3 separate regions of the Homo sapiens genome follow, and all the other regions are linked to region 2. Evidence: chromatin loops called from intact Hi-C (ENCODE). Cell type or tissue: mammary epithelial cell. All regions are shown on one strand. Links, peaks and the distances in the headings refer to the core of each region. The heading gives the core; the rest is flanking DNA. Region 1 has its middle 230 kb from the start of PPP2R3A. Region 2 has its middle 71 kb from the start of PPP2R3A. Region 3 overlaps LOC105374122 (a long non-coding RNA gene).

The links. Hi-C counts contacts between places; a loop is a spot of excess contacts. Peaks named below come from ENCODE experiments on the same cell type or tissue, not always from the same donor. Only the 100,000 strongest peaks of a DNase experiment are listed, where the experiment ranks them.
Region 1: a loop joins it to region 2, with 23 times the contacts of the local background. A loop is called at or near these places in 14 of 110 quality-filtered maps.
Region 3: it touches region 2 in a loop (10-fold over the local background); 16 of 110 quality-filtered maps call a loop at or near these places.

The regions. Positions count from the first base shown.
Region 1 is chr3:135,732,462-135,740,923 of GRCh38, forward strand. No RefSeq gene overlaps it. Among named protein-coding and RNA genes, the nearest start is that of PPP2R3A, 230 kb to the right of the region's middle. In mammary epithelial cell, for the core only: a CTCF peak has its summit at 4,480 (motif pointing right); no DNase peak of the experiment used is centred there.
Region 2 is chr3:135,890,832-135,899,293 of GRCh38, forward strand. No RefSeq gene overlaps it. Among named protein-coding and RNA genes, the nearest start is that of PPP2R3A, 71 kb to the right of the region's middle. In mammary epithelial cell, for the core only: a CTCF peak has its summit at 4,477 (motif pointing left); a DNase peak (open chromatin) is centred at 4,470; H3K27ac peaks cover 552 bases.
Region 3 is chr3:135,500,583-135,509,044 of GRCh38, forward strand. The region is part of intron 1 of LOC105374122 (a long non-coding RNA gene); the gene reads right to left. Among named protein-coding and RNA genes, the nearest start is that of PPP2R3A, 460 kb to the right of the region's middle. RefSeq lists a silencer at 3,045-3,339. In mammary epithelial cell, for the core only: a CTCF peak has its summit at 3,459 (motif pointing left); no DNase peak of the experiment used is centred there.

The DNA.
Region 1 (8,462 bases), core at 1,748-6,747, 160 kb before region 2:
GCCTCTCACTCACTCACCTTTTCCCACGTCAGAGAGGTTCTCCTGGCACCACACTGAGCCCAGACAGGCTGGTGCTCAGCTTCACTTCTCTCTTCTGTGTCCCCTTGCTGCTTGGATGGATCCCAACATGGTTTCTCAGATGATCAGCCTAGAGGGTCAGCATTCACTAGCCATTTTTGTTTCTTCTCCATGAGAGCAGTGTACATGAGCTGCTTCTAGTCCACCATCTTGACCCCTTTCCAATTTTTTTTAGCCATTGTAAATGGAATCGTTTTCTTGATTTCTTTCTCAGATAGTTTGCTGTTGGAGTATAGAAACACTACTGATTTTTGTATGTTGATTTTGTATCCTGCCACTTTACCAAATTCATTTATTGGTTCTATTAGTTTATTGGTAGAATCTTTAGCGTATTCTATATGTAAGATCATGTCTTATATATAGAATACTCTAAAGGGACAATTTGACTTCCTTTTTTCCATTTTGGATGTCCCTTATTTCCTTCCTCTTTCCTGATTGCTCTGGCTAGGACTTCCAGTACAATATTCAATAGAAGTGGTAAAAGTGGGGATGCTTATCTAGTTCCAGATCTCTGAGGATAAGCTTTTAACTTTTCCATGTTAAATGTGGGGTTAGCCATTAGTTTGTCATATGTGGCCTCTATTTTGTTGAGGTATGTTCATTCTAGACCTAATCTGTTGAGGATTTTTTAATCATGAAAGGATGTTGATTTTTATCAAATGCTTTTTCTATGTCTGTTGAAATGATCATATGGTTTTTTCCTTGATTCTGTTAATGTAATGTATTACATTTATTGATTTGTATATTTTGAGCCATTCTTGCATCCTTTTGATGAGTCCCACTTGATCATAGTAAATAATCTTTTTAACATGCTGCTGGATTCAGTTTGCTAGTATGTTGCTGAGGATTATTGCATCCATATTAATCAAGGATATTCCCCTATAATTTTCTTTGGTTATTGTTGTGTCCTCATCTGGTTTTGGTATCAAGGTAATACTGGCCTCCAATAATGAGTTTGGAAGAATTCTCTCCCCTTCAGTTTTCTAAAATAGTTTGAGAAGGTCCATTATTAGTTCTTTTTTAAATGTTTGGTAAAATTAGCAGTGAAGTCACCAGGTTCAGAGCTTTCCTTTGATAAGAGACCTTTATTACCAATTTAATGTTGTTTTCTTGTTATTCATCTGTTCAGATTTTTCTATCTCTTTGTGATTCAATCTTGATAGGTTGTATGTGTCCAGAAATTATTCATTTCTTCTAGTTTTTTTTAACTTTTTGGCAGGTAGGTATTTACAACAGTCTCATGTGATCCTTTGTATTTCTGTGGTATCAGCTGTAATTTATCCTTTTTCATCTCTTTATTTATTTGAGTATTTTTCCATTTTTCTTAGTCTAACCAAAGGTTTGTCAATTTTGTTTACCTTTTTAAAAAACTAACTCTGCTTCACTGATCTTCTGTAATTTGTTTATTTATGCTCTGATCTTTTTTTTTAATCCACTAACTTTTGGTTTAGTTTGTTCTTGTTTTTCAGTTCCTTGAGGTGCAAGATTAGCTTTCTGAATTGAGGTCTTTCTACTGTTTTGATGTAGGCATTTATTGCGTAAATTTCCCTCTTAAAAGTGCTTTTGCTATATTCCACAGATTTTTGGGATATGTGATTCCATTTTCATTTGTCTCAAGAAATTTATTTAATTTTTTTAAAAATTCATGTATTGACCCATTACTTTTTCAGAAGTGTGTTGTTTAATTTCCACATATTTTTACAGTTTCCAACTTTCCTCCTGTTATTGATTTCTAGTTTTGTTCTATTGTGGTAGGAAAAAATACTGGTATGATTTCAATTTTTTTAATGTTTAAGACTTGTTTTATGGCCTAACATATGTTCTATTCCAGAGAATGTTCCATGTACTATTAAAAAGAATGAGTATTCTGCAACTCTTGTGTGGAATGTTCTGAAAATGTCTTTGGTTTAGAGTGTGGCTTACCTTGACGATTCTTTGTTGATTTTCTGTGTGGATGATATGCACATTGCTAAAAGTGGGGTGTTGAAGTCCCCTGCTATTATCGTATTGCAGTCTATCTCTCCCTTTAAGTTTATTGAATATTTTCCTTATATATTTATGTATTCCAATGTTAGGTGCATGTATACTTATAATTTTTATATTATCTTTCTGTACTGACCTCTTTATATAATGGTCTTCTTTGTCCCTTTTTACAGTTTTTGGCATAAAGTCTATTTTATCTTATCTACATATAGCTACTCCTGCTCTTACTTGGTTTTCCTTTGCATAAAATCTATTTTCCCATCCCTTTGCTTTTGATCTATTTATGTCCTTCCAGGTGAAGGTGGGTTTCTTGTGAGGAGCATATAGTTGGGTCTTTGTTTTTTAATCCATTCAGCCATCTATGTCTTCTAATTGTAAAATTTAAATCTTTTACATTCAAGGTAATTATGGATAGGTAAGGGCTTTAGTACTGCCTTTTTGTTACTTGTTTTCTAATTGTTTTGTAGATCCCTTTTTTTTTAACCTTCTTCCTCTCATACTCTCTTCTTTTGTGATTAAGTGATTTTCTCCAGGAGCATGCTATGATTCCTTGCTTTGTAACTTTAGTGTCTCTATTATAGGTTTTCACTTTGTCATTACCATGTGGCTTACAATAAGCATCCTATAGTTATAACAAGTTATTTAAACTGATAATCTAACTGATCACAAAGGGAAAAAAAAGAAACAAAAAGAACTGCACACTTCAACTCCATTGTCTTCCAATATTTTGGATTTTTGATGTCACAATTTATATCTTTTATATTGCCTGTCTCTTAACAAATTATTTTAGTTATTATTTTTAATTGTTTTCTCTGTTAGTCTGCATACTAAGGATATAAATGATTTACACATCACAATTACAGTATTAAAGTATTCTGAACTTGTTTGTATACTTACTTTTGCCAGTAAGTTTCATACCTTCAGATGTTTTATTGTTACATGTTAGCATCCTTTTGTTTCCATTTGGAGAACTCCCTTTAGCATTTTTAGTAAGATAGGTCTGATGGTGACAAATTTCCTAAGCTTTTGTTTTTCTGTTCTGAAAAACAGTTTTGCTGGGTATGATATCCTTGTTTGACAGGTTTTTTCCTTCAGCATTCTGAGCATATCATCCCACTCTCTTGTAGTCTGCAAGGTGTATGCTAAGAAGTTTGCTGCCATATGTATTAGAATTCCTTTATATGTTATTTGTTTCTTTTCTCTTGCTGCTTTCAGAATCTTCTTTGTCTTTGACTGAAATAGTTTTGATATATGTCCCCACCAAATCTCATGTTAAAATGTAACCCCTAATGCTGGAGGTGGGAACTAGTAGCAGATATTTGAGTCATGGGGGCAGATCCCTCATAAATGGCTCACTGCCCTCTCTGTCATACTGAGTGAGTCTCACTCTATTAGGTCACATGAGAGCTCATGAGAGCTGATTTTTTTAAAGAGAATAGCACCTTCCTTCCACCATCTTCCTCCCTCTCTTGTCATGTGACATGCCTGCTCCCCCTTCCCCTGCTGCCATGATTAAAAGTTTCCTGAGCTCTTGACCAGAAACAGATATGGCACCACACTTCTCACACAGCCTGAAAAACCTCTTTTCTTCATAAATTACCCAATCTCAGGTGTTCCTTTATAGCAACGCAAAATAGACTAACACATTGACCTTTCAGAGTTTGATTATCCTATGCCTTAGGGTAGTCTTATTTGGGTTGTATCTGATTAGTGAACTTTAGTCTTCCTCTACCTGGATATGTATAACCTTTTGGATATAAATAGTTTAGAAAGTTTTCTGTTATCATTTCATTGAAGAAGCCTTCTACACCTTCGTGTTTCTCTGCTACTTCTTGAATTCCAATGATATGAATGTTTGCTTTTTTGAACATAGCCCGTAGATTCCATAATCTTTTTTCATCCCTTTTTATTATTTTGTCTTTTTTTTATGTATTTTTAAATAGCCTGTTTTTTGAGGTCACCCTTTCTTTCAATAGCTTGATCAATTCTGCTATTTATACTGTCTTTGAATTTTTATTTCATTCATTGTAGTTTTTACATCCAGAATTTGTTGTATTATTTAAATCTCTCTGTAAAATTTCTCTAATAAATTTCTGAATTGTTTATCTGTGTTTTCTTGAAGTTCACTGAGCTGCCTTATCACAGCTATTTTGAATTCGTTGTCTGACAGAGCACACATCTTACCCCTTTAAGGTCTGTCACTGGTGCCTTGTTTTGTCTGTTAAATGAGGTCATAATTCCCAGATTGTTCTTTATCCTTGCAGACATATGTTGATGCCTACGCTTTGAAGACTTAGGTATGTATTCCAGTCTTTGTAGTCTGCTTGTGTTTGTGCCCATCCTTCTTGAGTGGGCCTGCCCAACGATCTAAGCCGGTTGACCTTTTTCAGAGTCAGTGACTACTGGAACTATTTCAGCAGTAGAGGGCGCCCTAAGCTCAGATTCTCTATAAGTCTAGCTATAGCTTCAAGGTTGGTGCGGCACCTCGACCCAGATGAACTTGGGGAAGACTCAAGGAGGATACCCAGGTTGTGTAGGAAAGCTAACCAGGGACCCAATTCTGCAAGTCTGTCCCATGTGCCCAACAGGCACACATTTACCAGAAGTTTATTGTATAGGTGTGACAGTTCCTTGATTGCTGAGAGAGGGGCTGGAGCCAAGAATGAGCCCCCTCAGAATTCACCATGGGACAGAGGCTGACAGGCTTGCCCCATTGTCCCAGACTTGCATACTTCCCGGTGACTTCCTGCATGGGCAAGAGGGTTCCCCAATTGCAGCAAAAGGAGACATAGCTGATACTGTGCCCCCTCAGGATTTGCTGTGGAATGGTGGCTGGTGGGCTCCTCATAGAAGTTTAGACAGATAGGTAATGCCCCGTCTTTAAGATAAAGACAGCTTTCCTTCTGAGACCAGCTGAAGAGGGCTGGAGCTGAGATACAGGGTGACCTTCAGATCCACTGCTGAGATTGATATCAGCGGACAGACAAGCCTTCCTGCCAAGGCATTAATGTGCATGATTCCTCCCGGACTCCTTGGAAAAGAGTTTTGGTTGAAGGCTCAAGGCCAAATGGGCCCATGGCCAAGCTCTTTGGGGAATTAAGCTGTTTCTGGATTTGAACCTGGGAGCATGATTGTAGGGTCTGCTACCTTGGTGCTGGCATGCACTCTCAGAATGGCCTTCCTATGTCTTAGACTCCACTGAGGTTTCATAAGCTCCTATCTGAATTCCAAGGCTCCCTCTAAGAGATTGCGTTCTGTAAATGGGTACAGAATTTTTATTATTGTGGGGCAATATAAGTGGGTTATCTCTGATGCTGCCATCTTGCTGACATCATCAGCTCCAAGAAAACTTTTTAAAATCTGTTTTGTAGTATATGTATTTATTCTCCCCTCAATTCATCTTAAAGCCCTTTTCTAACAAGGAAGGAAGAAAAGGAAAAACAGGAGACAGCAAGAAAGGAAAGAAAGAGTTCCCCAAGCAAGAACATAGGGAAAAGAATTTTTGAAGAGATTTTACTGGTTTTTCCTGTTTTTTTTTTTTTTTATATATATATTTTCATTTACCATTTTGTAATTTTAACTTTGTGTTTTCTACTATTCATTTAATGTTTGGATAAGTAATAAACGTGTGTGGTTCAAAAATTAAATTTAAAAGTGTATATATGGAGTCTGCCTTTCAATCTAATTCTCACCCCATCCTTCCCCTGGCTGCTTTTAAAATTTATTTATTTTATTTATTGATTTTGTGTACTGCCATGGTTTTTTCATGGAAATGCAATCATATATGAAGATATGTTCTTGATTCTCTCCCTTTTCTAATAGAAGTCAAAATATAATACATACACTGCTTGCTCTTGCTTTTTTCACTTAAAAATAGATGCTGGAATGTTTTCCGTATCATTCCAGCATTTCCTCATCCTTTTACTCAGCTGCATTGTATTCCATTATAGATGTAGCATAATTTATTTGAGCAATTCTTTATTGATAAATCATACACAGGAAAATCTCTATACATAATCTATGTCATACACAGGAAATCTCTATACACAATCTATGTGAAGGGAGGTAAAATCCCTTCTGCTCTCAGCGTTCCCCTATGCCAGCTGGATGAGGGAATACGGATGAGGGAGTGTGGTTCTTAGCTGGATGAGGGAGTGTGGTTCCCTCCAGCCCTTTTCCCAGTCACATCACCCCAGCCCCAAGTGGGGTCACCAATTAAAATGTGATAAGAATGGGTGGATTAGGAAAATCCTGAAAACCTAGCCACCTTTGTCAACCATGGAGAACTTCCTCCCCGGTAGCCTAGCCAAATCTGAGATCTCCCAGATCTTGTACACACCTGAAGATGTGTTTCCTGATTCACAGTTGTAAAAGAAAAACACCTTTATAACATAGGACAGGCTAAGATTTTTACCTTTATAATAATTATTGTAAAAGATACATATTACTTTCTTGACATCTGTTGAAGTTAAGTAAAGGTTTCTATAACAGAAAAGATGTTTGGGTGAGGCTGACACTATATTTATTTCTGTAAAAACTCGTTCAAACCCATATTACTATTGAGGGGTGGGTAAGGGGGCTATGTTAAGACTGCATGTCATTGGCCACCCACTCCTCCGTCTGATTCAGGATTGGACGTCCAGCCCAAGGAGCACCAAGCTTTAACTGGCCAGGAATTTATACATGTTTCTCAATCAATAATTTATTCCAGAAGACACAGAGAACAGAAAGGTGTAGTGGGCACTTGAACTGAAAAGTGATGTACAACATGACTGAGGAAACATCTGCCCAGGAACAACATTTCTGAGAGTAAATTGAAGCAAAAGCCCTCTCCTTGATAGCAACCTAAGGCCAATCCTCCCTTCTGGATCAACTTCAAAGCCCTTCTTTAGCTAAGGATGTAAATGACTCGACTGCTCAAGGCAAAGAGCATTTGTACAGGCAGCAATGTCACAAATGATCATCAAACACAGTATTTGTTCTGCCTATCAAGATCCCAGCATAGTGAGGGCCTCTTAGATGCACCCTGTATCCCCCTTTTCACCCCCGAAAAGACTGGTCCTCCTCTGCCCTTCAACTGTCTCTCCTTTTTGCACTCCTTTAATTGCACTTGTTTTTGAAGCCCACAGAATTTATTATTCAGAAAACAACCTTCTCTGCAATATCAACCTTAATTAACTGTGTTCTTTTTCTATCGCCTCCCACCCTCCACTTTATGCATTTGAATTAAGGCACTCCAGAGCCCCTGGCCAGCACCCCTCCCCCATCACACACCCATCAGAGTCTTACCATCCAACCATGACCAGATAAGGGAAAATGGAATTTCTTGTCTCTGGCTGCCAATGTGAAAGGGTCAAGGTTACCAAGGAGAGACCTTCCAAAAAGAAGGAGAGAAAAAAGGAAGCCAAGCCTCCCTGGTTTCCATGGTAACAGAAGGTTGAATCATGGTGCATCCCCGAGAGCCTGGCCTGCTTAGCTCTGCTGACATCTTTCCACTTCATTAGCCTCTTTATCAAGTGACTCTGCATAGGACTAAGTGTATTTTGGTGTCAGGGTACACTGCAGATGATTCAAAAACAGGGTGACCTTTTCCACTGATCCCCAGTGCCTTCTGGGACCACAGACACTTACACCCCGCCTCCTGGGTCCTCTTAAAGGCTTGGCTTGCTCTTCACTCTTTCTAATCAAAACTCTGTCACCAAGAGGCCCGGAGGTGCCCTTACCCAGCAGCCCAGGAAGCCAGGACCCCAGCTGTCAGTGATGCACAGCACCCGAGCCAGGAGGAAGATTAATGACTTTACCCACAGAAAATGGATAAAACGGGCCCCAAAAAGACAATAAACGCAGGGCAGGCTGCGAGGAAGGCTCTGACAGTAACAAATACTGACTGACATCGCATTGTGTTCCCTTTCTAGATGACTCAGAGCTGCCAGTGGAAACATAGATTCATTTAATAAGCACTTCAGTGAGACAAAGGGACCTTTGGGGGTTAAGATTGATCTCCATCTCATGTGTGTGCACTCCAACGTACGTGTGTGTGAGAAGGAATGTCCGTACTCAGTATTGTCCCTTTGGAAATCCAAGGAGCATGCTGCAATTTCCCAATCTCGTCTCCATGCTTCAGCAAATTTGTCACTGGTAGAGTATCTCAGCCATGAAAATTCTCCTGCAACCAAGAGCCCAGGGCTGAAAGAATCAGTTAGGAGACTTAAAACACCTTTGATAAGTTTGACCTCTCCTTCAGGAACCCTGTACAGGTCTATGTCCAGGGGAGGAACTTCCTTCTCCTCTTGTACACAGGCTGCAATGCTTTTTACCCTAGAAGCATGCTGGGCCAAGTGGCAGACAAAGGAGATAGGAGCCAGGGAAATGAGACTGACAAGGAGTTTCTGGGAGAGCTG
Region 2 (8,462 bases), core at 1,746-6,745:
AAAATGCATATGGCCACAGAGGGGAAGCCATTCAATTCCAAACCTCCTCAATCCCAATCTAGCACTGTGTTCAATCCTACTTCCCTTCAGTATAGCTTTCCAAGTAGTTTATTTTTTTTCATTCAGTCTAAATTGAACTTGTATTGGTTACAGTAGGCTAAATTTATGTAACAAAACATCCACGGATGTAATAGCTCAAACACAAAAGCAGTACTCAACACAAAAGCAGTATAAACTTGCTCATGTAATATTCCAAGGCAAGTGTTTCTGAGTCAGCAAGAAGCTCTTCTTTACATGCATTCCGGGATCCAGGCTTCTTCCAAAGCTAAACCAATCCCTAGAGCCCCATCATCCTCTGCATTCATTTGGCAGAAAGGGAAAGACCACTGGGAAGACCCATCTGCCTCGTAAAGGCCAGAGCTCAGAAGTGTTACACAGCACTTCCGCTCACATGCCAATGGTGAGAACTGGTCACGTGGCCCCAGCTACTGCAAGAGAGTAGAGGAAGTGTTGTCCAACTGGGCAGCAGCTTCCTATGACTAAGTAGAAGGGAAGAAGAGGTTTTGGTGGGCAGCCAGTAGACCTGGCCACCAACCTTAAACAAATAAAGGGGAGAAGATTTGGTTAATGAAAATCACATAGGCAAAAAAAAAGAAGGACTCTGACTTTAGTCCTTTCTTTGAATTACTTTTTTTTTTTAATTATTTGGGTGGGGTTTTTTCAAAGCAATTTATGCCTTGCAATTTTGTTCATATGCTTATTTGTATTCTTTTCTCTTAACCTGTCTACTAAAAGATTTGAGACTGGTACTAAAGTCAAAGAGGAAGAAACAATATTAACTTTTGTTCAAGACCAATGCAAATATTGTAAGCCAAAATGTGTTGCCAGGCAAAAGGTCAGGGAACTAGTCTAGTTTTCCCATAAGTATGGTTCCTGACTACCTCCTCAAAGTCATTTTCCACCCATCTTCCCCTCATGCACCACATTCTAGCTTCACTGCCTTGCCTACTCTTCCCAGAAGAATCCAACCACACTTCTACATCATGATATTTGCATCTGTTCTCTCTGTCTGGAAAACTCTTCCTCCAGATACTAACATGGCTTGCCCTTTTATTTAATTCAGGTACCAAACAAATGCAGCCACTTTAGAGAGACACTTCCTAACTTTCTTATCCAATGTAAAATAGTATCCTGTTCCTAGCCCCCACATCACCTTTACCCTTTTACTCTGCTTTTTCTTCATAATACTTATCACTACTATTGTACATTACACTTTTGTTCATTTATTTTCTTATGCCCATTTTTCTCACTAGCTTGTAACCTACATGTAGGCAAGGACTTAATTGCTGTTATCGCCATCAACTTAGACATATGTGGCACAAGTTAGATGCGCTATATTTCCTGGATGAATGAGTGTATTTTATTGGGTATAAACAAAGCCACAAAAATAAATACTGTTCAAACCACACTAATATTCAAAAAGTTCTCACCAAAAAAGGAAACTGTTTTGTTGCTCTAGTTTTTTCTTCCCTTTTTAAGGGGTAATGAGTGACAACTGGATATCCATATGCGAAAGAATAAAGCTAGACCTCTTCCTTACACTATACACAAAAATTAACTCCAAATTGCTTCTAGAAATCAATGTAAAAGCTAAAACTACAAAATTCTTAAAATAAATAAATCTCTGTTGTCCAAGCATGGTGGCTTATGCCTGTAATGCCAGCACTTTGGGAGGCTGAGGCGGGCAGATTGCTTGAGTCCAAGAGTTCAAGACCAGCCTGGTAAACATGACATGATGAAACACTGTTTCTACTGAAAATACAAAAAAAAAGCTGGGCGTGGTGGCACGTGCCTGTAGTCTCAGCTATCTGGGAGGCTGAGGTGGGAGGATCACTTGAGCCAAGGAGGTCAAAGCTGCAGTGAGCCATGATTGTACCACTGCACTACGGCCTGTGGGAGACCAGAGTAAGACAAGAAAGAAAAGAAAAGAGAGAATGGGAAAGAAAGGGAAATAAAAGGAAGGAAGGAGAGAAAGAAAGAAAGAAAGAGAGACAGAGAGAGAGAAAGAAGGAAAGAAAGAAAGAAAGAAAGAAAGAAAGAAAGAAAGAAAGAAAGAAAAGAAAAGAAGGGAGGGAGGCAAGAGGGAAGGGAGGGAGGGAGGAAGGGAGGGAGGGAGAAAGTAAGGAAGGAAGGGGAAGAGAGAAAGAAAGAGAAAGAAGGAAAGAAAGGAAAGAAGGAAGGAAGGAAGGAAAGAAAGAGGAAGGAAGGAAGAAAGAGAGAAAGAAAAAGGAAGAAAGAAAGAAAAAGAAGGAAAGAAAGGGAAATCTTTGTGACATAGGTGACATTGGGTTGGGCAATGCTTTCTTAGATGCAATACCAAAGGCATAAGTGATAAAAGAAGAAATAAACTAGACTTCACCAAAATTTTAACCTTAGCTCTTCAAGAAACACCATCAAGAAAGCGAGAAGATAACCCACACATAATGGCAGAAATATTTGCAAATCTTTTCTTTGATAAGGGACTTATACCTAGAATAAAGAGCACTTAAAACTCAACAATAAAAAGGATAATAACCCAATTTTTAAATAGGCAAAGGATTTGAATAAACACTTCTCCAAAGAAGATATACAAATGGTGTGTGAATTACCTCCCAATTTTTTAAAAAAGAGTAATGAGCCCTTTGTTGGGTTTGTTTCAGGGACAGACTCTAAATCCGTATCACGCCTACATTGTTGATACTTTACTTAAACCACTTACAATGTTCTAGAGCTGTGGTGGTCCCAAAGTATGGTCCCCGAATCAAGGGCATCAGCATCCTCAGGAACTTGTTAGCAAACTCTCTGGCCCCTCTCCAGACCTACTGTATCAGAAACTCTGGGGTGGGACCCAGCAGCATGTGTCTCATTAAGCCCTCCAGGAGATTCTGATGCTCACTAAGGTATTAGATCCACTTCTCTGGGCAAGGAGGAGCATAAGGTCTCTTTCCTTAGAATAGGTCTGACTGTACTAAATTCCTACCCATCTCCACCCTCAGGACATTGGATGAGCCCTGTTCTTTCTTTTTCAATAAAAGGCAGGGCTACTTTGCTCTTTTCCATTCTTCTTACTCCATGTATTCTGTGCATATGGCTACCCACTCCCACCCCTCTGATTGTCTTTCTCCATATGGCCACCCTGGTAGAGATGATATTCCAATATTTAGGTTTGGGGAAGCTAGGAAATCCCATTTCCTATTCATGAGATCTTAGGCACATGGACAACTCAGTCTCTGACCAGAGGACACTGCATTGACATGTTGTGTATATGATTCCCAATTTGTTATTGTCCCTTGGGTATACAGCTCCCTTGAAAACTCCATGGGGAAAAGAGGTACTGTCAGGCCAGGATGGAGGCATTTTGGGTCCCTGTCTGAATGACTTTATAATAGCATCAAAACCACCCTCAACCTCTAACACCCACCAGCATGACATTTATCATAACTCCCAGGTTTATACCATGTTTACTTTGCTTACCAAACACCTACCCCTCTTAAATAAACCTAATTAATTCATTTACCCACATCTCCACCTACATGGTCAGTATGATCAGGGAGCAGTCGTGTACACAATCCTTATATGCTTATTAGGGGGGTTCTGGGAAGCTTGCAGGCATAGGCAGTTGGTCTATGGTTTCCGAGGGTCAGCAACAGAACCCTGTCACCTTAGGCAGCAAAGCTCCAGGCCTATTCCCCACAAGAAAGCAAGCCTCTTATTTAAGTCTTGATTATAGGTTACCTGCCCTCACAAGGATCATTCCTGGGGCAAACAAGTGACTTCTATCAGCCATGCTCAAGGTGTATGCATATGTGTGGATATAATACATCCAGAGACATGAAAATAAATCCCTCACTGGCTCCCTTTCTGCAACAGAAAACAGAAATAGAGAAAAACTTAACAACTGCAAGCTCAGAGCCAAGTTATCAGAAACCAAATTAAAGCTGTTGGGTATTTTTGTTGAAACATCTCTACCTCTGAAATCTAATTTCTTGCAACTTTCCATATAGGATCCTGTGTTGTATTATTTATAAGAAAATAATATTCTGGCCTCCCTTGACAGCATTTCCAGGCTGCAGAAACCACTGTAGCCATGAAGTAACAGAATAATTTTGGTAATGTTTCCATAGCTACCTTGCTTCAAAGTGAGGTTTATTCTGTTTTAAAGTCTGCTGACCTATTCACAACCTTATTTGAAGTATTTTCAATCTAATCCCTCGTCTGCCTATTATTGTCTTAATGTTCTTGTGATTTCTATATTTAAGGAGGCCTTGGATGCATAAATATATGGTAATCAGGACTTACAGTTAGATATAACAATATGATGATTTTTTTTTCTATTCTTTTCCGATGTGTATTCATCATGTCCCTCCCTTGCAACACAGGGAAACCTTCCTGAGGATTTTGGAGGTAAAGGCTGTTTAAGGTACACTGGTGCCCTCTCGTGGCCACTCTGGCCTTGGGCTTTCCTTCCCAGAAACCTCTTAGACAATTGATTTTGCAAGAGGTTAATGAGAAAGTATACCTCAAAATGCCATTGCTAATTGTCATGAGTGTCCTTGTGTCTGTGTCTTTTGCCCCCTGCAGGCATGAGGGTCTGTCTGAGTAGCAATGTAACCCTGAGGGACCCAGGCCTCTGCTCTTTCCTTCCAAGGCATGCTTCATTAATAAGAAATGCTGTTCAGGGGTTAGGCCTTAGGAAGTGACCTGGGACACACGTAAGGAGGAAGATGACAGACCAAACAACTTTCAGAAAGACTCTGAAATGAAGAAAATCCACAGAAAGAAAAGGTGGGGCTTCACCTCAAGAGAGCACAGCTTATCAAGAAAGAGAGCAAGGAACAGGTAGTACCATATGCCTTTTTAACAACTGAAAATATAAACCCCGTGCTGGCTCAGAAAGCATGACAAAGCAATCAGTAAAATCCTAATTAATTCACTGTGACTCATTTTTATTCAATAGACATAAGAGTGGGTGAATAATACATGGGCCCAGTATTGTCCAATAGAACTTTCTATGATGATGGAAATGTTCTATATCGGTGTTGTGCAATACAGTAACCACCAGCTCCTTGGCCTATTGAGCACTTGGAATGTGAATAGTGAAACCAAGGAACTGGATTTTTAATTTTATTTCATTTTGGTTACTTTAAATAGCCACATGCGATTAGTGGCTACCATATTGGAAAGCCCAGGTCTAGGGGGACAGATAACTACAATATAAGCAGAATTCATAGTATAAGCAAGTACAAATAAAGTTCCATGGTGGAAGGGGGAAATAGGGATGATCAGAAAAGTTTCAAAAAACAGGAGGCATTTGAACTAGACCTTGACGAATGGGTTGATCTTATTAGCAGAGATGATAAGGAGAGCATTCCAGACATCAGAAATAGTATGCACAAAGGTGTGAGGTGGGAAAACTTTACGTAAGTGTTGTAGAAACAGGTGTGGAGTGTCTCCAATATGTGGCTGGATGTAACATGGGAAACATTGATTGAAAGCAAGGAATGTGAAGCCTTTGATGCCTTGAAGGGTATTTTGGCTAAAATCAATAAACAGTAAAACCTGCAACAATCCCTCCACTGAAAAAGACTTGGAGGGGAAATGAAAGCCTGTTCTAATGTGGGAGAGACTGGGTTCCCAGGGGGCTAGGAACTCTGTAGTAGAAGCCACTGAAGCCATTGTGTGGAGAAACTGGAGGGAGGAGGGCCTCAAGGCAGGGTATGGAGGAAACCATTCCAACAGTTGACCCAATGAGAGATAGGGAGGGCCTTAACAAGGATAAGGACTGAGAGACTCCCATTTGGTTCCCCTTACCTCCTACACACGATGCATCAGAACTGCCATGCTGTTGTGATCCTAGTGGAACCAAATACCAGAGTCAGAGTAGTGTCATACTGTATGACATGCCATTCAGCAATCAAAAAGTAATTTCAAAATAACTTGCATTCTTTCTTGAATTTCTCAAATACCTTTGGGCTGCCTCAGGTCATCCCCCCAGCATCCTGAGGGCTGTGGCCCTCAAAGAAATTCTTTGTTCTCCCATCTACTCCCTCCATGCACCAGAGCCACTCTCGCACATTTCCCCAAAGCTGCCCAGAAAACCTTCCTGCATCACTAGGCCCTGAGCCCCCTATCCTTCCTCCCTCTCCCTTTCCTCTCACCTTCCCAGCTCTCTCTCCATCCCCCAGTCTCCATTTTCTGTCCCTCCAAATTCTAAGGAACAGTTCCCCTCGTTGTATAGGGGAGAGCAGGAAACAGAGCCCACAAACCAAAAAGAATCTTTAGGTGGCAGGGAAGGGTGAAAGCTGGGAATTTTTATAGAATCACCTGCCTCCCACCCCCCAAAAAGTGGATCTCCTACTTCAGTGTCTCCCCTCTCCTCCTCCTGCTTCTCTTTCATCTCTTTCTACAGTAATATCAAAGTAGAGTCCTTAGACCAGCAGCATTGCATCTGCTGGGAGCTCATCAGAAATGCAAATTCTTGAGCTGCACTTCAACTTACTGAATTACAAGCTCTGGGAAAAGGGCCCAGGAGCCCAGGAGACATGGATTACATTAAACTTCAGAAATCAGTGGTCTAACAGGCCGGGCATGGTGGCTCATGCCTGTAATCTCAGCACTTTTGGAGGCCGAGGCAGGCAGATCACCTGAGGTCAGGAGTTCGAGACCAGCCTGGCCAACATGGTGAAACCCCATCTCTACTAAAAATACAAAAACTAGCCAGGCATTTTACTGGCAGGCACCTGTAATCCCAGCTACTTGGGAGGCCAAGACAGGAGAATAGCTTAAACCCAGGGGGCGGAGGTCGCAGTGAGCCGAGATCGCGCCACTGCACTCCAGCCTGTGCGACAAGAGTGAAACTCCGTCTCAAAAAAAAAAGAAAGAAAGAAAGAAAGGAATCACTGGTATAACAGATTTGAGAGCCATCACTATCTCTTTTGCTTCTGGGGGTGCTGTCATGTGAACTTGGCTGGGTCCATCTGCCCTTCTAATGTATCTTAGAACTAGGCAATGGGGAGTTTCCCAGGCAGAGACATGCCAACATTCACACCTAATCCTCCTCCCCACAAGAGTCCTGGCTACACATCATGGCTCACAAGGAAAATGAGAGAATCTAGAGGAACACTGAGGGAGGCACACTGCTGTAAACACAAGTGATGGCCTCCAGAGGCATCAGGCAGCTCTGGACTATGAGCAGGAAAGCATGCCTGAGGACAAGATTTATGTTTTCCATAAAGGAAGCAAATGTGAAGACCATCTCCTAACACCCCAATGCTGGGTTCTATCTCACCCTCACTGCAGCCTTGAAATGCCAGGAGTGAGAGGCTAAACTGCTGCCATAGTCCCACTGGTAGCCCATTCTGTCACACAGAAAGCATATTAGAGGAGTGCACTTTCTAGTTCAGACTCTAAGCTGCCTCTGAGGTGGAAGAGAATGGGTCTGTATACATGGATATTATAATCTGCTTCTTCCTCCAAATTGTTTTTGTTTTTGTTTTCAGATGGAGTCTGGCTCTGTTGCCCAGGCTGGAGTGCAGTGGTACAATCTTGGCTCACTGCAACATTAGCCTCCTGAGTTCAAGCAATTCTCCTGCCTCAGCCTCCCAAGTAGCTAGGATTACAGGCGTGTGCCACCACTCCTGGCTAATTTTTGTATTTTTAATAGAGACAAGGTTTCGCCATGTTGGCCAGGCTGGTCTCAAACTCCTGACCTCAGGTGATCCGCCCACCTCAGCCTTCCAAAGTGCTGGGATTACAGGTGTGAGCCACCTTGCCCGGTCCTTTCTCCAAATACTAAACTCAGTTAAGGATTTCTTCTAGGATAAAAGTGAAGCCATACCTAATATCACTTTCTGCTTCTATATCCAGCCCCAGGGTCTCAGATGTATAATTCAATTTATAAATTCTCCTCCAGATTAACTGCTAGTCTGGCCTCCCTTTCTCTTAGCAGAAATACTACCAGCCAGCAGGAAGAATTGGAGGGGTAAGCTTTCAAGATAGTATGAAGTCCCATATTGTTATCCCGACTGAATCCTGCCCCCCTTGGTTCTCCTGCCCCCCAGCAGGCTGCCTGCTGCAGGACTTATCGAGTAAGCACACAAGGCAGAGCATACCTCTTGATTACTGTTGCATGTTTACAAACCCAGCCTGGAAACAGTAGTTGTGGTCCTCCTCACCACACATCCATTCCAGGCAGCAGGGTGTCCTGCCCAGAAAAGTCCATCTTTAATCACTGTGGGTCTTGAAAACCCTCACATAGAAGATGGCGTCTCTCTGTCTTCTAGCCAGCCCATCTTTAAATCATTTTTGACACATTATATTTACATTATAAATCAGTTCTAGTATTTTCTACCTTTCTTATGATTTCTTCTGCCATTCACAAGTTACTTTAGAAGTGTGCTTTTTAAATTCCAAAATGTATGAAA
Region 3 (8,462 bases), core at 1,201-6,200, 390 kb before region 2:
CTCTTTAAACTTCTAATTGAATGAAAAAGAAAAAAACCCTGTATATATGGAAGTACTGTCATCAGAATGTTCTGTTATTCATAGTCAAATGAAATCCCTCACTATTATACCAGCAACCACAGCACAGAAAGGGCATTTTGGGAGAAGAAATAACATGCCTGAAAACCTTAAAGCAGGAAAAAGCTTGGCATGTTTAAGGGTAGAAAGGCCAGTGTGGCTAGAGTACAGCAGGCATGGAGGAAAGTGAGAAGAGCTAAGGTTGGACATATAAGGGAAGGGTCAATTAAGCCTGCAGGCCAGGGTTAGGAGTTTGAATTTTATTAGAGGAGTGAATGACAGCCACTGGATGGCTGATTTACACTCTACAAAGATCCTCTGCCTGCCTTGTGGTGAAGGACTTGGAGGCGGGCAGGAGGAGAAGTGGCGAGACAAGCCAGGGCCATTGCAGTTGTCCTGGGGAAAGAAGACATTGACGTAGGCAGGGACAAAGGCATTGGTGGTGGAGAAAACTACACTGAAATGGCAGTGTGGCAGCCAGTTTGAGAGTAATTTGGCAAAAAAAAAAAAAAAAAAATCAATACAATATGTGAAGAATTTAAGCATTGCTTGTTAATCAAGAGGATCAAACTACTTATTGCCACAGGCCAGGCAGGTGAAATAATATTAAATATAGCAGCTAACATTTATTTATGTGTTATGGTTGACAGACACTGTATCATTAATCCTTGTAATGGCATTATAAGGTAGACATTATGATTATCCCCATATTACAAATGAGCAACTGAGTCATAATCAAGTAACTTGCTTGAAGTCAAAATTTTTAATAACCTGGTGGAGGTGGGTTTCAAACCCAAGGCTATCTGATTCCTTGATTCAAGACACAAGGGGCTTAGAAATTGCTCTTAGATGATTTTCTTTTCTTTGTATATGCTTACTATCACACATCAAAAGTCTCCACATCCTCCATTCATGGACTAGAATCCTTATCCTTGAGGGTGATGGAGGGAGGAAAGTCTACATGTTCTGGAGAATAAAACCTGGGCACATTTATTGAGACTTTATTACATGCCAGGTCCTCTACGTTTATTATATCCACTTTACAAGTTGGGAAACTAAACTGCAGAGAGGTAATGTAACTTACCCAAAGTCACAAACCTAGTAAGATTCAACCCAGGCTGTCGGACAGGTTTAACCATTGCACATAACTGTCTCCTTCAGAGGAGTTTCTTCTCAGATTCAAAGTCTGAATCTTGCTCATTCTGCACAAAAGGTAACCTGAATGGTGTAAGGGCCCAAAGAGCTGCTGTTCCACTAAGCCAGAAACATCAAGCCAGTACTCACCTTGGGATCAGTGGTGGTGAACACATTGGGGCTGACAGATTGTTTCAGCTAAATGCAAATTCACTGAACTAAAAGCCCAACTAGGACCAAACCAAGCACAAAGATGGCCGCAAGACCGTGAATTAACTCTGCCTACTTCTAGTTCTCCTTAGTTATAGCTCAAATGTCACATCCTCAGAGATGCTATCCCTGCTGAGCTTAGCTAAAGTAATGCTCCCTTGCTCAGGTCACTAGCTACCCCACACCTTACTTATCCTTCCTCTTAGTGTTTTTAACTCTAGAAAAATATCACTTTATCATTTATGTGTTTATTGTCTGTCTCCACCCATGAGAATGTAAGCTCCATTTTTCCCATGCCTAGAATGTCTGGCACATGGTAGGCATTCAATAAATATTTGATGAATGAATGATTGAATAAATTTGTTAATTTGCATTGGCATCTGGGGAAAACACTTCAAGCTCTAGACAAATACACAGGTTTCTCTTCAACTTAAGCACCTGGGACAGTAGAAAGAGGGACAAATAGCTAAACTGATAGGATGGCATTAGAAAATGGCATCAGAAAATGGCATCAGGATTAATGCAGGTGGTCACTTTTTAAAAGCTCCTTCTTAGAAATGGTAGCCTTCTTCTATTCCCATGGGAGGTGGCACGACCCACTACAGGGCATTTAAGTATGCCAGTAGAAGCTCAATTTAGTAGTTCCCTAAATTGTAGTAGGTCGAAGCTACAAGGGAGAGAGACAGTGGTGGGAGGGCGCCCTGGGAGAGCGCACTAAGGAGGAGGTGCAGTCCAGGGATGGTCCCCGTGACGCCCAGCAGTGACAGCAGGCAGAGCCCTAGGACCACAGTAGAGTGGCTGCTTGTGGCCCTCACCTGTTGGTTTATTATTCTCATCAGCAGTAATGGAGGTTCCCCCAAGAGCCACACTCTCTAGCCTGCCTTTCAGTGTGGGCAGAGGCAGGAGAAATAGTATGCATGGCTAGTGCTTTTTTGGATGTCTGCACCCCACTGGGAATCATTTCCATTTTGCTTCAAAATTTAAATAAATAAAAACACAAATAAACAAAACAGAAGCTCTCTGATGCGGATGAGAGAGTCATCCCTTGCTCATTTTTGTATTCCTAGAAAGAACATAAACCATACACGATCTTTTCCTGTTTTTTGGTACAGTTATTGCAGGCTGGCTTTTCTCATTCTCTTTTGAATACCTCGAGCAGAACACCCCTCGTGTTGTTAATGACTTCAAAGATACCGGGTCCACTGTGCGGCAAGTGATAAAAATGTACACAGCATGTGTTGGATAAATTAATAAACTCTCCAGAGCCTCAGAGTCCTCTGGCCCAGCAGCACCGTAATGAAATGTTATTCTGAAGTGGAGGAGGTGGGAAGGAGAAGGGGAGCAGTATTTAATATATGCAAATTAACTAGTATGCAAATTGCCACTAAGTTAAAAATAACGGACTGCGAGAGAAACCTATTTTTTAAGCAGCTTGTTTATTCATTAGCCTAATTTCCATTATCAATCCTTCTGTTTTCTTTTTTATTAAGTACTCACATTTGGGGAAGTTTGCTTCCTACAATTTGTTTTGCTCCAAAATCCATAACACTGGTAAGAACAATCACCATACATTAGCTTTTCTTGGTCTCATTCTTGATTTTGCTCCTAGCTTTCAATCCCTTTTTCTCTTTCTTTCTTCCTGCCCCTTTCCTTTTGCCGTTTTCTCCTATCACTTTCACTTGCCTTGTTTCTCTGGCACCTTTTGTTTCACTGCTGAATGCGACTCCATGAAGCATCAGGCAGGGGCGAAGAGAAGCCTCCTGTCCTATGAGGTCTGACTCCAGGGACCTGTTCTTCCAGCCACTCGCCCTCATAGGTGGACTCGGATGCAAAAGGCACCAAAATCCAGCTCCCCTGCACCTCAGGGCGTGTGCTACCATTATCCCTCTCCCAGCAACAGAAAAGCCAGAACAATGCACGCCCTGATTCGGGTCTGTATATGGCCTGCTCTGTGTAGAGACAGACCTTACACAATGTTAAAGACAAATTGGCAGCCAAAATCCCCGTCTTTTGTCTCAAGAAGCATCTACCTTGCTATGAGAGAGCTCTGGTGCCCCCGAGAGGCCGAGAACGGTACCGATTGCTGGGCCGGTTATGGGGAAGGCAGGAGGCTGGAGTACAGCGTACACAAAGCCCTGGGCAGCAGCGTGTCCAGAGGGGAGATCCTGAAAGAAGGGGTGCCCTTGAGCAGCTGGGGAGGGGACTCAAGAGAACATGCTTTGCCAAAGCTGCACATAGCTTGCAAGGCTAGTTTTTGTTTTAACCGTTGTCATTTTTCACAGGGTTTGTAATCACATAGTTATTACGAAGCATCAAAATTATTTTTTAACAAGAGGTTCTTGGTACATGGTGCTTAGCTGTAGCTGTGCAAAGCTGTTTGTGCCATTCCAGCTCCTAAGGGATGTGCATCTTAGACACACAAGCACATACTCTGAGGGGCGGTATCTCCTGGTGTCCTAGAGAAGCTGTGGCTGAGACCCACGGTGGAGAATCTCAAGGCTCGCCCTGTCAGGAGCCCTGCTCCACAGCAGGCTGTGCTGCAAGTCAGCTGCAAGGGATTCAACATGAACACAAATTCCCAGAGCAAATAACTCTTAACTCCCTCTCCCTCCTGAGTTCCCTCAGTTGCTATTGCTTATAACTCTCCTGGGAGACACACTATGTCAGAATAGGAACCACATTTTTCAGGTTTCAGCTCAAGGTCAGAGCTCTGTCATTCCCCTGCTAAAGTACCTATTACTCAGGGGCAATGATGTCAAATGTAAAAGGTCACACTTTGGCAGCTGCTAGGGATCGTCCACAGACAGGCGGTGGCTGGGGAATGAATTTGCACCAGTTCCTTAAACTCCAGCATGTACTGCAATCTCCCATTGCTCTTAGGGCTAAAAATGGTGTCAAAAGGCCAAAGACCTGAAAGAGGCAGATGATACCAGAAACAGTCACTGACACTAAGCTCAAGATGGAGTCAGAAAGATAAATCATTATTATTTAAGCTCTGCACGTTTTAATACATACTCTCTTTGCAATATTTCCATAGAATGAGGAAATAAATCACCCTGCTCTTGACATTTTTAATAACTTTAAGAATGTGGTTAGGGTAATACTTAACTTTATTGACATATTGTATGGTTCATCTGTCTCATCAAACCTCAATGAAACTTCAATGAATATTAACTGAGGACCCCTAATGTATTAGGTACTGCCTGAAAAATCTCCCAAACAGTCCCTATCTGCCCTCCAGGAGTTCTAACTTATTGGCTTGACTCCTGTCTGTGGAAATCAATAGCCCACAGGGTAAGGTTTTATGGAGTTGGGGGTAGGGACTGTTCAGATTCTAGCTGGAGGATTTGGTTCACTGGGCATAGGAACACCTCTTCTTAGACTCTGGCTATTTGTCCTCAGGTTTAGATGCCTTTCTTGAGCAACACAGACATGATGAATGGGAAGAAGACAGACCCTAGTGCCATTCAACAACTATGCCTCAAAGATAGTAGATGCAGCCTACTGTCTGTGATGTGTATGCGACATTGTTCTTCCTGGTCCCCTGCTTTCACAGAACAGAAGAGAGGCCTAGAGTGGACCTTAAACTCACCAAAGTCACATAACTAACTCTTTTATGGCAGAACAAGGAGTAATAACCAAGTGTCTTGATTTTCAGGCCAACTCCCTTTTCATTAGTAAATGATAATGGTGGTGTATTTTACAAACGGGTAGGGGAACAAAAGGAAAGGGGGTCAAATAATTCAAGTGCTGATAATGATAATATTTAACCCATTTCTCTAGGATTCGCTTTTTGTCACCTTGGATTCTCAAAGACACAAGTTTTCTCTCTCACCCTCAGGAGTTTTTTGAGCTGGTGCCTTTGCAAGAATACTCTGATCTCCAATCTTGTTCTCCCAGCCATTCTTAGACATTCTCCAGGTCTTTGTTTGGATATCACTACCTCTAGTAAGCTTTGCCTTGTTCCTCACATCTGAGCTAGGTGCCCTCTATATATTTTCAAGGTCCCCACCCCCTGTCCTCCATCACAGCTCCTACCACACTTTATTGTAATTTTCTTTTACTTCTCTGCCTTCTTCAATATTCTGTGAACCCCTGGAGGAGAGGAACTATATCTGTCTTGCTCAATCAAGATTATCTCTACAGACTCTAAAGTTGTAGAGTCTCTATAACTCTAAGAACGTGGTTATAGTCAACTTTACTGATATAGTGTACAGTGCATCCATCTCATCAAACTTCAATTAAATCTCAGTGGCCATTAAACGAAGGCCTAGAATGTACAAGGCAGTGATGCCTGGCACAGAGTAGATGCTCAATAAATATTTTAGAATGCATTAAGGAAGAGTGGAACATAGAACCTCATCAGGGAGAAAATGTCACTAGCCATTCCTGTCACAGAAGTATCCAATTTCTCCCTCCCCCCTGAATACATCCTTGGCTGCTAATCTGAGCATTCCAGAGTGAGACTTACACTGTCTGAGAAAACATGTTATAGGCTATGTAAAGATAAGAGAAAGGTACACACATTTGAATATGGTCCGTCTTATTTATAGGAGTAAACCTAACACTCAGGAAACACATCTTCTGGCTAGCAAAAGCCAAGGAAACAAGCAAATATTGGACAGAGAAATAATTTTGCAGAAATATTGCAAAAATTGTTTAATATCTTTGCTACATAAAGAATTCATATAAATTGATTAAAAAATAAAAGAATAAAGTCCTCAATAGATAAGTAGGCAAGGGACATAAACAGAAAATTTCTATAAGGAAAGCCTTAACTAGCAAATAAAAATATATAAAAATATCCAACCTTGCCTGTTAAAACAATTGTGTGGTATAGGACCTGGATCCAGAGATAAGAAAGGGTCGGTTGCCCCTCTTACCCCGGCCTTACTCACTCACAGCAGGACTCGTTGTTGCTGCTGTATTTCAATGGGCAAGGTGAGGCATTGTTTGAGTATAAGCCCCCAGGTCCTTAATAGGCTAGGAGAGATGCAAAGAGCAACACAGTGAACAGCACAAGAATGAGAATTCTGAACTGGTAGCCAATAGAGTGGGAGGAAGCTGGACAACAAGAAGAGGGATGCAACGGCACAGAGGTGGCTTTGCTTGTTCCAGGATGCAGTGCCTAATGTGGCTAGCCCACTGCCTGGCACATGACAAACACTAGAAAACTGTGGGACTAAAAATACAATATTGCACATGGAGGAGAAGGAGTCAAAAATATAAATGAATGTTTGAAACAAGGTAATATGTTTAAATATGACACAATCCCAGGGGCTTTATGATTTGCTGTGAAAGTGTGTTTTTGGCTTCTTGTTCAAACAGCTGCCATGTAGGGTTCCCTCTGGTGCATCCACCAGAAGGGAAATGAGATTCATTAATGTATAATATCAGCATGGCTCCTAGGTGCCTCACAAATTCAGACATGGGTCTGAGAAACAAAATGATAACAAAAATATGATTTACCCTATTAAATTTTCAGAAGTTAAAAATAAAGATAATATTTTATTGGTGCAGTATAAATATAAACACAACAATTTTTTGAAACTTTTTGAAAGCAGTCTGGCAATATCTATCAAGCACCATGTATCAATTAGTTATTGTGGCAAGAACGTTGTGTAACAAATACATCAAGAGAGCCTGTAAAATCTGCAAGGAGTTACACATGTGTTTCTCTACCTGGGCAATGCGGAAAACAGGGTAACGCCAACCCACCAATGGGAGGCAGCTCAGTCACTGGGCTCCTTTTCTGAGCTCAAAGGGCAATGCATAGAGTTCAACTGAATTCTCATAATTGCACATTAAAAATTCATTGAAAGGAACTTCATAGGGTCATAGAAGTGTTCTATATCTTGAATGCGGTTAAGCAGGTATGTTCACCTTTCAAAACTCATTAAAATAATCACCTAAAATATGTTAATTTTATTGTATATAGCTTATTCCCCAATAAAGTTTATTTAAAAAATAAAACCCAGTTGAGAATCACTTTAACTTTAAAATTTGAATTATAGAAAACTGGTTTTATCTGAAAGCAGGCTGGAAAACTTAAGTTGAATCAAAAACTATAGTTGTTTCAGTTCTGGCTAAGACGAAATAACAGGGACTGAATTTTGTCCTCCTGTCTGAAATAAACAAGGACAAAACAACACATGAAAGAACAGTTTTCAAGACATTGACTATCAGCAAAACAACAGATATCAGTGTGGCAATGCCTGAGAGATGCAGAACAAGTGAGGGGAGCTGTACAATTACCCCAGCTTGCTACCTTTAGAACATTTCCAGACCATGGAGCAAGAAGGAGGATATCAGGCGGAGACCAGCAAACTTCCCTAGTTTAGGGTACAGAGCTAAAAGCCTTGGGAGACAATGCAGCTAGAGTTCCAAAGACAGAGAGAAGAGAGATGAACAGAGAGAGAACTCTAAAGTCAGCCAAGATCCCCTTGTGTATTCAACAAAATATTGATCAGCACCATGCACTGAGAAAATTACTCAAGTATAGAAAAAGAACCCCCAGAAAAGATTAGAGAGAACAGTATCTAGTGTTCACATAGGGGCAAGAATACTGCCTGTTCTCACTAGCAAGACTGGAAAACATCATTATGCACCAGCATTAGGTAGAGCACTCACAAAGGGCTTGCCTAACTGGTAGGGAATAATTAACTCTAGACTGAACACAGCTTTGGTCTCACCTAACAAATATGAAAAGCAATAACCTAAAAGATCAAACTGTTGCCAAGTAACTGAACTGTATCACAGAACAAGGCTCAAAAATATTTACAGAAATACAAAAATATCCAGCACCCAACAATGGATAAAGAAGTTTAACTCATAGTGATAAAGAGGCAAATACATGATAATCCTAAATTTTTATGTTCCAGAAAACAGAACTTCAAAAAGCAAGAAGCAAAAACTGATAGAACTTCAAGAAGAAATAGACAAAGCCACAATTGATTGTGGCAGATTTTAATATCCTCTCTCTCAACAATTGATAGAACAAGGAGACAGAAAATTAGTAAGGGATATACAAAACTTGAACGACACTGTTAACCAACATGATC